2 separate regions of the Homo sapiens genome follow, and region 1 is linked to region 2. The links are chromatin contacts, found by Hi-C or POLR2A ChIA-PET in ENCODE. All regions are on one chromosome and are shown on one strand. Each heading gives the region's core, a stretch centred on a gene start or an enhancer-like site at or near the end of the contact. The rest is flanking DNA. Distances are from core to core; before and after follow the strand shown.

Region 1 (4,886 bases), core at 1,891-4,390, 110 kb before region 2:
ACAAATTTTAATAATTTTTATATTATAAATTTCAATAATTTGTCATCTTTAATCAGATTTCTGTATTTCAAAGATAACTGAAGAAGTGTGGAGAAGGTTCCAGAGGGGAAGGAACTGGTATCAGGGAGACCAATTAACTAGGTGTTGCAGTTGCCCAAGAGGGATCTGGCCATGGCAGTGATTCCAACCCTTTCCTGCCCCCACACAGTCTAATTGTACAGAGTACACCCATCAGGAGTAGCTCTCACTATGTGCAGTGATTCTCAACCTCAGGTAGGGGCAGGGGCAGGGGCAGGGGCAGGGGCAGGGACTCTCAGCTCAGTTGAGAATCCCAGTGGAGTTTTAAAGGAAAGAACATATTGAACAGAGGCTCAGGAGGGCAGGCAACTGAATGGCTGTAGGTGATGAGCAGAGTAACTGGTGACTCAGGTATTTTATTTAGGTGAGTTGGTAGATCACGGTTCCATTAGCCTAGACCATAACAACTATGGGAGGCAGAGGCAGAGCCATAGAAAGGAGGGGAAGAGCATGGAAGATGACACAGACATGTTAGAACGTACTTATTTTAAAAGGATATAGTTCAGTTCAGGTGGAAATATCTAAGCAGTGAGAACGGGGAGCCTGGACCCCAGGAGTCTGTACTGGGGAGTGTGGATTGGGAAGCCAGCTTAAAGGAAGTTGAAGTGGTGGGAGTGAATGAAACAAGCCATGTGTGGAGAAGAAGAAGAAAAACATGGCCAATAAGGAACTCTCAGGAACATAACATTCCAAAGGTGGGAAAGGGGTGTTGAGGAGGAGAAATAAGTAAACAGGACTAAGAAGAACTTGTCAAAGAAGTAGGAGAAGCAGAATGACAGCAGTGCCGAGAGAAAAAGAGTTTCAAGGAGAGGGAATGGTCTTCAGCTTTGGAACTTTCTAGCAAGATACCTAGGCCCTTCATTGTGCCATCAAAACCCACGTCCTTTTTCAGCTGCTAGAAGAGGAGCTGATTCTTTCTGCTAGACTCTTTCCTATTCTATGTCAGGTCCATTCGCAGCCCTGGTAATTGCACACACTGCTTCCTCCACCCACAATACTCTCCCCTGCTCTTCCTGGTGAGCCACTCCTCTTTCAGGAACCACTTCAAATATCGCCTCCTCTGTAAAGGCAGTCCTATTCAGCCTTCTGCAAAATTCACTCAACACTGTTGTGAATTTCTCAGAGGTCCCTTGGCACTATAGTTCATCTCTCTAGCTAGCATGCCACCTTGTGTAGTAGTTTTCTACTTCTCAGTGCTTTTCAGGCTCCTCTAAGGAGTTCCCCCAGCAACAGGGAAGAGTTAACTCAACATTCACCAGGGACATATCCCAACACAGCCTATGACATGCTGCTGGTTTTTTTGTTTTTTTTTTTGTTTTGTTTTTTGTTTTTTTTTTTTTGTCTTAGAGAATGGCATCTCACTATATTGCCCATACTGGCCCTGAACTCCTGGACTCAAGCAGTCCTCCTGCCTCAGCCTCCCAGAGTGCTGGGATTATGGGCGTGAGTCACTGTGCCCAGCCTGGCATGCTTCTTTAAAGGCCTGTGTTTTGGTAATGGTTGATGCTGTTTTTCATGCTGTCATTCTAAATGTTGGTTTTAATTTACTTGGGTGTCAGGTGTTTCCAGTTACTTACATGGAGTAAAGCTTAGTCTCCAGCAAGTTTCTCCATCTTCGTTCTGTGGTTTCGCTTACTATAGCACCCTGATGCACATCCAAGGGAAATAATCGTGTCCCGGTTTAAGAAGCTTCAGTTTCCACATCTGTATCTTCCATTGGAGCAAGAGCATTTCCACTGCAGTGACTGTTCTTAAACATCCTCTCTCTAGTACCCAGCACAGTACCTAGGACATAGTAAGCATTGGTGTATACATTTACAGAAGCAAAGGACAGAAGGAGGAAGGTGGGAGATGAAAGAGTGGATGGATGGATAAAAGGAAGGAGGGCAAAAAAGGGGAGGTGAACAGATGAACAGATGGTTGGGAGGGAGACAAGGAGGGGAGGGATGGATGAATGGATGGATGGATGGATGGATGGATGGATGGATGGATGGATGGGTGGATGGATGGATGGATTACAAAGGTTAAAGAGTGAGCAATGCAGGCCAGGCTGTGGCTCATGCCTGTAATACCAGCACTGTGGGAGGCCCAGGTGGGCCAATTATTTGAACCCAGGAGTTCAAGACCAGCCTGGGCAATATAGTAAGACCCCCATCTCTACAAAAAATACAAAAATTAGCCAGGTGTGGTAGTGTGTGCCTCTAGTCCCAGCTACTCAGGAGGCTGAGGTGGGAGGATTGCTTGAGTCCAGGAGGCTGAGGCTGCAGTGAGCCATGATTACGCCAATGCCCCTCTGCCTAGGCAACAAAGCAAGACCCTGTCCAAACGAAACAAAACAAAAAACAGTGCATAAGTAAAGCTTGACTGCAAAGTACGATGAGGGAGAAGACATTAGCTATGGATAGTTTATTTTAACTTCAAGGCATTTGGTAGCAGTGGAGGGATAGGGAAGAACAGGTGGACTTTTTGGTCTTTTGTTTACTGGAGGAGATTTGAACATGCTTCTAGGCTAAGGACAAAGCAGATAGCCACTGGAGGAGAGACTGAAAATATTTATTCAATCAAGAAATATTTATTGAGTACCAACAATGTGCCAGGCTCTGTACAGGAAGTGAGCAAGATATAGACGGTGTTCCTGTGCCATGGAACTTTCATTCCAGCAGAAAATAGAAAGGATAATGGGTCATGATCCATGAGAAAATGGAACCGCGTGCTGATTGGTGTGTTCTCGGGAAGAGCAAAATGTTTTAATGTTAGTCCAGGTCAAACATAATTATGAAGGTGAGACTCCCGAAGGGAAAAGCCACATACATTCCAAAGCCACCTGGATGCGTGTGTGTGTGTGTGTGTGTGTGTGTGTGGCAGTGGGATGGTGGGTGGGGGGACATAGAGAAAGAGCAAAAGTAAAGCTGGACGTGTCCAATGTATATTTGCCAAAAACATTTTTCTCTCCTGTGATTCAGACAAGGTGGTGCTTTCAGGATATACAAGTGAAACCAAGGCAGAAAAAGACATGGCCAAGTCTTGTCTAGCCGGTTAGCCTAAGCTTTTCTGGTCTTTTGTAAGTGACTCATTTCCCTTTTGTGTGGTTTTCTTAATATATTCTGCATAAGGCTGGCTGTTACATCCAAACAGAAGCAAAATGTATGATCTGAGCATGCACTGCCTCTTGATCTAATCCACTTCTTAATTACATTTATGTTCATTGTCTTTGAGTCCTATAGTTTGGGACAATTCTACAGGCTCCCCACCCCTAGAAGTCATTCATTATCAGCTACCAGCCACTCAATGTTTAGTTATAGTGAATAAAATACTTTCAGTGTCAGAAACTATAGATCTCATTTCTAACTCTAGATTAATTCTGTTTCGCTGATAATATTAAGAAATGGCTGTAAATTGGATGAAAATATTCTAAAATTATTTCACTATTATCATTTCTTTCTCTTTTTTTTGACACTCTGTTGCCTAGGGCTGGAAGGCAATGGTACAATCATAGCTCCCTGTAACCTCAACCTTCCAGGCTCAAGTGATCCTCCCACCTCAGCCACCCAAGTAGCTGAAACCTAGCTAATTTTTAAATTTTTTGTAAAAACAGCATCTCACTACATTACCCAGGCTGGTCTCCAACTCCTGGGCTCAAGCTGTCCTCCCTCCTCAGCCTCCAAAAGTGCTGGGATTTCAGGCCTGAGCCACAGTGCGTGGCCCACTTTTATTACTCCTATTTCTATTATTATAGGCTATCCCCAAATACTTTTTAGAAGTAGGCAGAGTATATTCGCAAGTACCTTTTTAATTACCTAGAAAACAAATCTACAAAGAATGAAGACATGGGACTCAGTTTGTGATTTCCTCATTTTTAATGTGTGGTATTATAGAGGCCTTACTAATCCTCTGTGATTAGCTGTGGAAAATTTTGCTTTAATCTTTGCAACAGGTTAGATCATGAGACAGTGAACACCAAAAAAAAATTGCAACTCTGTAGTATTGAAAAAATTTTATATGGCATATTTCTTGTAACAAAGCATAGCTCAGGCTGGGCGCAGTAATCCCGGCACTTTGGGAGGCCAAGGCAGGCAGATCACCTAAGATCAGGAGTTCGAGACCAGCCTGGCCAACACAGTGAAACTCCGTCTCTACTAAAAATACAAAAATTAGCCGGCCATGGTGGTGCACACCTGTAATCCCAGCTACTTGGAAGGCTGAGGCACGAGAATCACTTGAACCAGCAAGGCAGGGGTTGCAGTGAGCTGAGATTACACCGCTGCCCTCCAGCCTGGGCAACAGAGTTAGACTCCATCTCAAAAAAAAAAAAAAAAATTATAGCTCAAAGCTTGAAAATCATTTTGTTTTCATGGGATTCATTGTAAAGGAGATTTGACCTAACATATTATTAATACTGATCTTTTCATTCCGTTAAGTATTCACTATCATAGAACACTAAATTAGGCACATTCCATAGAACTTTATAGTTTTATGCTTTTTGTGATGGATAATACTGAGTGTCAACTTCATTGGATTGAAAGATGCAAAGTATTGATCCTGGGTGTGTCTGTGAGGATACAAAAGGCTTTCACACTGCATTTTACTCCTATTTCGCAATACTTCCATAAGATAGTTAATGCAATTAACGTGTCCTTCATGTGACAGATGAGGAAAATGAGGCTCTGGGATTGAAGAGACTTGACAAAAGTCATTCAGGTCATTGGTATTTGCATAGACCACACACCTTGCCACCAAGTAGTTCCCAGACTGAAGCAGAGGCAAATGACCATTTATGAGTGTAACCCTCCTAGCATGGCATCCAACTC
Region 2 (4,974 bases), core at 2,397-4,896:
TGGAATCCCAGCACTTTCGGAGGCCGAGGTGGGTGGACCATGAGGTCAGGAGTTCAAGACCAGCCTGATCAACACAGTGAAACCTCGTCTCTATTAAAAATACAAAAATTAGCCAGGCTTGGTGGCGCGTGCCTGTAATTCCAGCTATTCCGGAGGCTGAGGAAGGAGAATCGCTTGAACCCAGGAGGCGGAGGTTGCAGTGAGCCAAGATCGCACCACTGCACTCCAACCCGGGTGACACAGCAAGACCCCGTCTCAAAAAAAAAAAAAGAAAAAGAAAAAAAAAATCTTTAGTTCTCAAGTTGAAGAAGTTGTGCTAACTAACCCCCATCATTCTCTTGAACAACATAATTTTAGGGAAAATAATTCATGAGGTCACTTACCAGATCTTAATCCAATCTAATCAAATAAGCTCTAAATTCACTTTAAACTTGACAAAAATCACCCATTTAAGTTTAAACAGACTTCTCTCTAAATACTATTACCACTTTACTGGTAAAAGGTCCTTCCTGATCAAAAGGACTCCCTTCTCATTCCAAGGACACACCCATCATCAGAATATTATGTCAAATCTAATCAGTCAATGGTTCAATTACAACTAGAATGTTTGAGCAATGATGTGCACAAAGTCCTAGGTATGAATGCAGAAGTCTTGGGAAGGCTCCATTTAATGTCTTATTCATTCTCATTCTGAATCTATCAAAAAAAAATGACAGTGAGTCACTTGGATACAAAATCCTTTGTCATTTTTAAATCAGGCGCTTAAAGTTGTTATCTATCTTAAATACATCAGAGTTGCTCAGTGAAATTATTGAAGACTGTTGCTGCCTCTATGTAAGGGAATACAGTGAGAATTCAAAAACCAGAAACAAATCAGAAATCACTATATCCCAACAAAAATAAGATTGTCTCTCATTTGCAAAACTAAACTACCAGGAAAGAAGTGAGTTTAAAGGCCACTTAATTGCCTGCTAAAAAACTGAAGCTCAACAAGTTGCCAAGAAAATAAAGCTGAATTCAGTTTGTGGATCAGTCCCATGATTCTTCACTCCAACAAAAGACAGGAATTTCACTGAGCATTTCAGATACAATCCATGTGTAGCACTTACCTGCAGCTTGTCCAGTCTTTGCCAGGAGAGATCCCAGTTCCAGGATGCTCTGCTCTTTGACTTGCACTGCCTCTTCATCGTTTTCCTGAATGTCACGCTTCACTGGGAGAGGAAAATGCAAACCCTCTTAAAATTCTGACCAAAAAATGAAGACTGAGGGAAATTTCACCCTCATAAGATCCATTACAAACTCAAACATATTTACCAAAAGACAAATTCTAGAGTTAAAAAAAAAAAAAAAACTCTAAGCCAGGAAAAAAAAAAGATCATATATACGTAGAATATGCTCCATGTAAATCATAAAAAAAGGATTCTTCTCTTTGATTTTAAATGTGCCTTTTCATTCTACCCAGCAGAATTTTGCTTACCTACATACACTAAGTTTCTGTTGTGGTCACTTGGTTAAAGTGAAATTAAAACAAAACAAATCCTTCATACTTATGGTGCCAAGATCTGTTCCAGTCACTATTTTATGGGAAGATATTAAACATGCCTGTGCGTTTATGCCACAAACTAAAATCAATTGACCAAGTTACTGATGCCTGTAAGTCAAAAGCGTTTCAATAAACTTTAGGTCTGTGCAAAGCCTCAGCTGATGGGTGTGTTAGGGATAAGCAGGTCTATAAAGCCATTCAAGAAAAACAACTCTATCAAAGCCCCAGATCCTGCACAGCTACACTTAGGGGAGACTGCTGCTTTTTAATGCATTGAGGTCTGTTAAAATAACTTTGTGCTATCTGTCCTATTTTCAACAGTTAATAACTATTTTAACATTCAAACATGGAATAGCCTCTCCAAGTTTGTAGTGATCATCACTAGTTACTACTACTCTTACAAAGCATCATGACTTGACAAAAACCATGATGGAGTCCAGAAAAAGTAAGGCCGTCAACCACCATGACTCAAGCTTGCTCTAACAGTGAAGCTTTCAGGGAACTCTCCCCTAGAATAGTGGGCCAACAGGAAATACTCTAATTGTAATATTTGACGTAATTTCTACTTTATGAAAGAAAAAATATTAGACACTAGACACAGACTATTAAAATTCATGCTCCTCACATTAGTTCTAAATAATAGTGTGTACTCAGAATAAAATATCCATGTAACGGTGATTGAGATGACTCTGGTTCCGTAGAAGTAACTGACCTAAGATCAGAACTTTTAAAATGAAACACCTTTTACCAATATCATTCAAAGATACACCTTGACGCCCACTTCCTCTCCTTCTCTAGTATCCCCAATGATAAAGTATCAAGATCTTGTCATTGTCCTTTCTCCGTGCAGGTCTGGAATACCAAAATTCAACACACTAAGTCAAATGCCAACATCTTGCAAGTCCCACATACAGGTGCATTCTCATACTACTTGTTGAGCCAATTCAGATCTTCCCAAACTACACTACAAAGATGCCATTACATGTGCAGTGAAGAGCTAGTCCAAGCCCTAATTGAATCCTTTATGAGTGAACATTAACGTCTTCTTCTGTCGTAATAAATTTCTGTTCACACTTGAATCCCAACAGAAAGCTGCCGGAAGCGACTGGCTGGGATTCCCATTTCAGTTTTCCTGTTGTGTGTAGGTGTAAGACCATCGTTATTACAGCGTTAAGAAATTTTAATTTTTCCGGCAACATGCAGCCGACCCGTTCCAAAGAATTCCCTGAACTCCGCGGCTGACAACTAACTCCCTTAACTCACTTCCAACCCCTACAGGCAGTCTGGAAAGATTAGTCACCTCCTCTAGCCAGGCGGTCCCGCTCCAACACCTCACTCTTACACCCTACACAGAGCAGATGAGCGTCTCGGCCACCTCCACAAACCAAATGCCAATCTGAGGTGTGTGTCACCCCTGAATTTCCCACATTCTGAAAGAGACCCTCCTCTTAGTGGAGCTTTCTGCCGTGGGGCTGAGGAGTAGCAGCTCCCAGCGTCCCGTGGAAGGAAACTCCCAGAGAAGAGCAAGCGCTCGCGCTCCCACCCGGAGCAGGCTGTGCTGATTACAACGGCGGGAAATGCCTGTCCAGAGCTGGTTTCGCCAAGGCCTTTCAAGTAGAGACTCTAGGACCAGTCCGTGACAAGCACGCCGGCCGGCACTGCTCCGGGTCCCAGACCAGCTCGTGCGGGCCAGAGCCGGGGACATGGCTAGGGAGGGATCCCCGGGGGCCCGGCTCGGCCCACTCTCCCACCCTACGCTGAGCCCCCCGTGAGTCAGCAGCCGGCGAGGGGACCCGGGGATTGCCTCAAGCCCTCCCACAAGAGTGAGACCTGGGAGGCTCTGGGGAGCTCCGAGCGGCCTGCGCCCCCGGCCCGGCCCCCCTCACACAGTGAGTCAGCAGCATCAGAGCCGGCTAGCCGGGCCCCTCTCCGCTGCCGCCGACCGACATAAGCCGAGCTGGGCCGGCGGGGCCGGGGAGGCGGCGCGGCGACCTTTACCGATGGAGTGGAGGATGTCGATGGAGGCCTCCCGGTCGGTGCTGAGTAGAGACTGGGCTCTCTGGAACTCCACCACCGCCGCCGCCGCCATCTTACCGCTCTCACACCGTCCCCGGCCGCGGCCGCCGACGCCGGAAACACACACCCGGAAAGCCCGCCCTCGGGTCCCTCCGCCTGTAGCTCCCGTGGCTCCGTTCCCAGAGCACTCCGGGAGTTGTAGTCTCTCCGCCGGGCGCGGGCTGAGGGGTGGGGAGAGCGGGACCGCCTCGCAGGTGGGCTGCAAGCTCCCCAGCGCCTCCTAGCGGGCGGCCGGCGAGGAAAAGAGGCGGTGCCCCGCAGTGGGAGCTCTAGATCGGTCCCCGCCCACCCCAAAAGAGGCTTCTTGATTCCGGCCCCGCTCGCGCACCCCTGAGAGGGGTTCCTGAGTACTGGGCTAGGTATTGAGTCAAAGCTGCGTGGCTTTCTTTGCGGCTTCCACGATTTAACCATTCATTCGGGACGATAAGTGACCTTATAAAGTGCTCGCTATGTGGCAAAGAATAGCACCATTCGAATGCGTTCCAGTGTCTGACGCCTGTGCGCCGCACACACGCTTTCCAGGCTTGACTCCCGCAGAACGCTGGCCGGCAGGTGGGCAAACCCGCCAGGACCGGAGAAAACTGTCCTCACGCGCCCATTTAACCTTGGGACAGTGCTGGACGTGATGAAGTGAAACATCACCTTTGCTCCATTCACGCCACAAATACCTCTTGGGAATCCACAGAAGCCTCACCCAGCTCCCCAGCTCAAAGAAAAAAAAAAAAAAAGGAAGGAAGGAAGGGAGGGAGGGAGGGACGGAGGAAGGAAAAAATTGAATTATTCTTCCCAATATCTTCAGCCCCTTCAACTAAAGTCACAGATATCAGTGAAGACGTCGTGTGGACGGAAAAATGACATTCTATGAGACCACTTAGGGTTAAACTTAAGAAAGGTGCTAAAAGGATACAAAGACAATTCAGTATTAAGGAAGACCTTTCTCTAGGTGATGACGATCCAAAAATGGAATGTGCTGTCCCATAAAAGGAGGCAAAAAGGGGACTAACATTGCACACCCTCCTCTGTAAGTGGATTAGGCCATTTATATTCCTCTATCTCCTTTTATTCTCCCAACAATGTTCTGTAAAGCAGATATTTACTCCCCTTTAATATGTGAGGAAACAGGGGTTTGAGTTATTTGGTGAAGCTCAAATCGTGATTGGGAGAGATAAGAGCTGCCGGTTAGGGAATGCCTTCCTAATTCCTGGGTGTGTTCACGTGAAAAGTAGTTGACATCTCATCAGGTTGTTGTAAACAGGATTCATGACTTTGATGGAGAGTTGGATTAAATGGCTTCTAGCAAGGCGCGGTGGCTCATGCCTGTAATCCCAGCACTTTGGGAGGGCGAGGTGGGCATA

Evidence for each region. Hi-C counts contacts between places; a loop is a spot of excess contacts on that map. ChIA-PET counts read pairs that join two places held with the same protein, here RNA polymerase II (POLR2A). Pooled maps may share reads with other maps.
Region 1: a loop to region 2 is called in a pooled map, with 3 times the contacts of the local background. The contact joins the enhancer-like site here to the promoter of PSMD11 in region 2. A Hi-C loop is called at or near these places in 2 of 37 single-sample maps with no recorded cell type and 8 of 50 pooled maps. POLR2A ChIA-PET finds 5 or more read pairs at or near these places in 4 of 52 experiments (WTC11, activated CD4-positive, alpha-beta T cell, activated CD4-positive, alpha-beta memory T cell and 1 more).

Annotation. Positions count from the first base shown.
Region 1 is chr17:32,549,610-32,554,495 of GRCh38, reverse strand. The region is part of intron 21 of MYO1D (myosin ID); the gene reads left to right. Among named protein-coding and RNA genes, the nearest start is that of CDK5R1, 65 kb to the right of the region's middle. Within about 2 kb of position 3,140, at least 5 of the 41 ENCODE cell types and tissues checked have a DNase peak (open chromatin) inside an H3K27ac peak, as active enhancers do.
Region 2 is chr17:32,443,182-32,448,155 of GRCh38, reverse strand. PSMD11 (proteasome 26S subunit, non-ATPase 11) reads right to left here and starts at 3,646. Exons shown (of 14, transcript NM_002815.4): 1 at 3,542-3,646; 2 at 1,110-1,211. The coding sequence starts at 3,632. RefSeq lists enhancers at 3,557-3,636, 3,250-3,865 and a silencer at 3,757-3,926.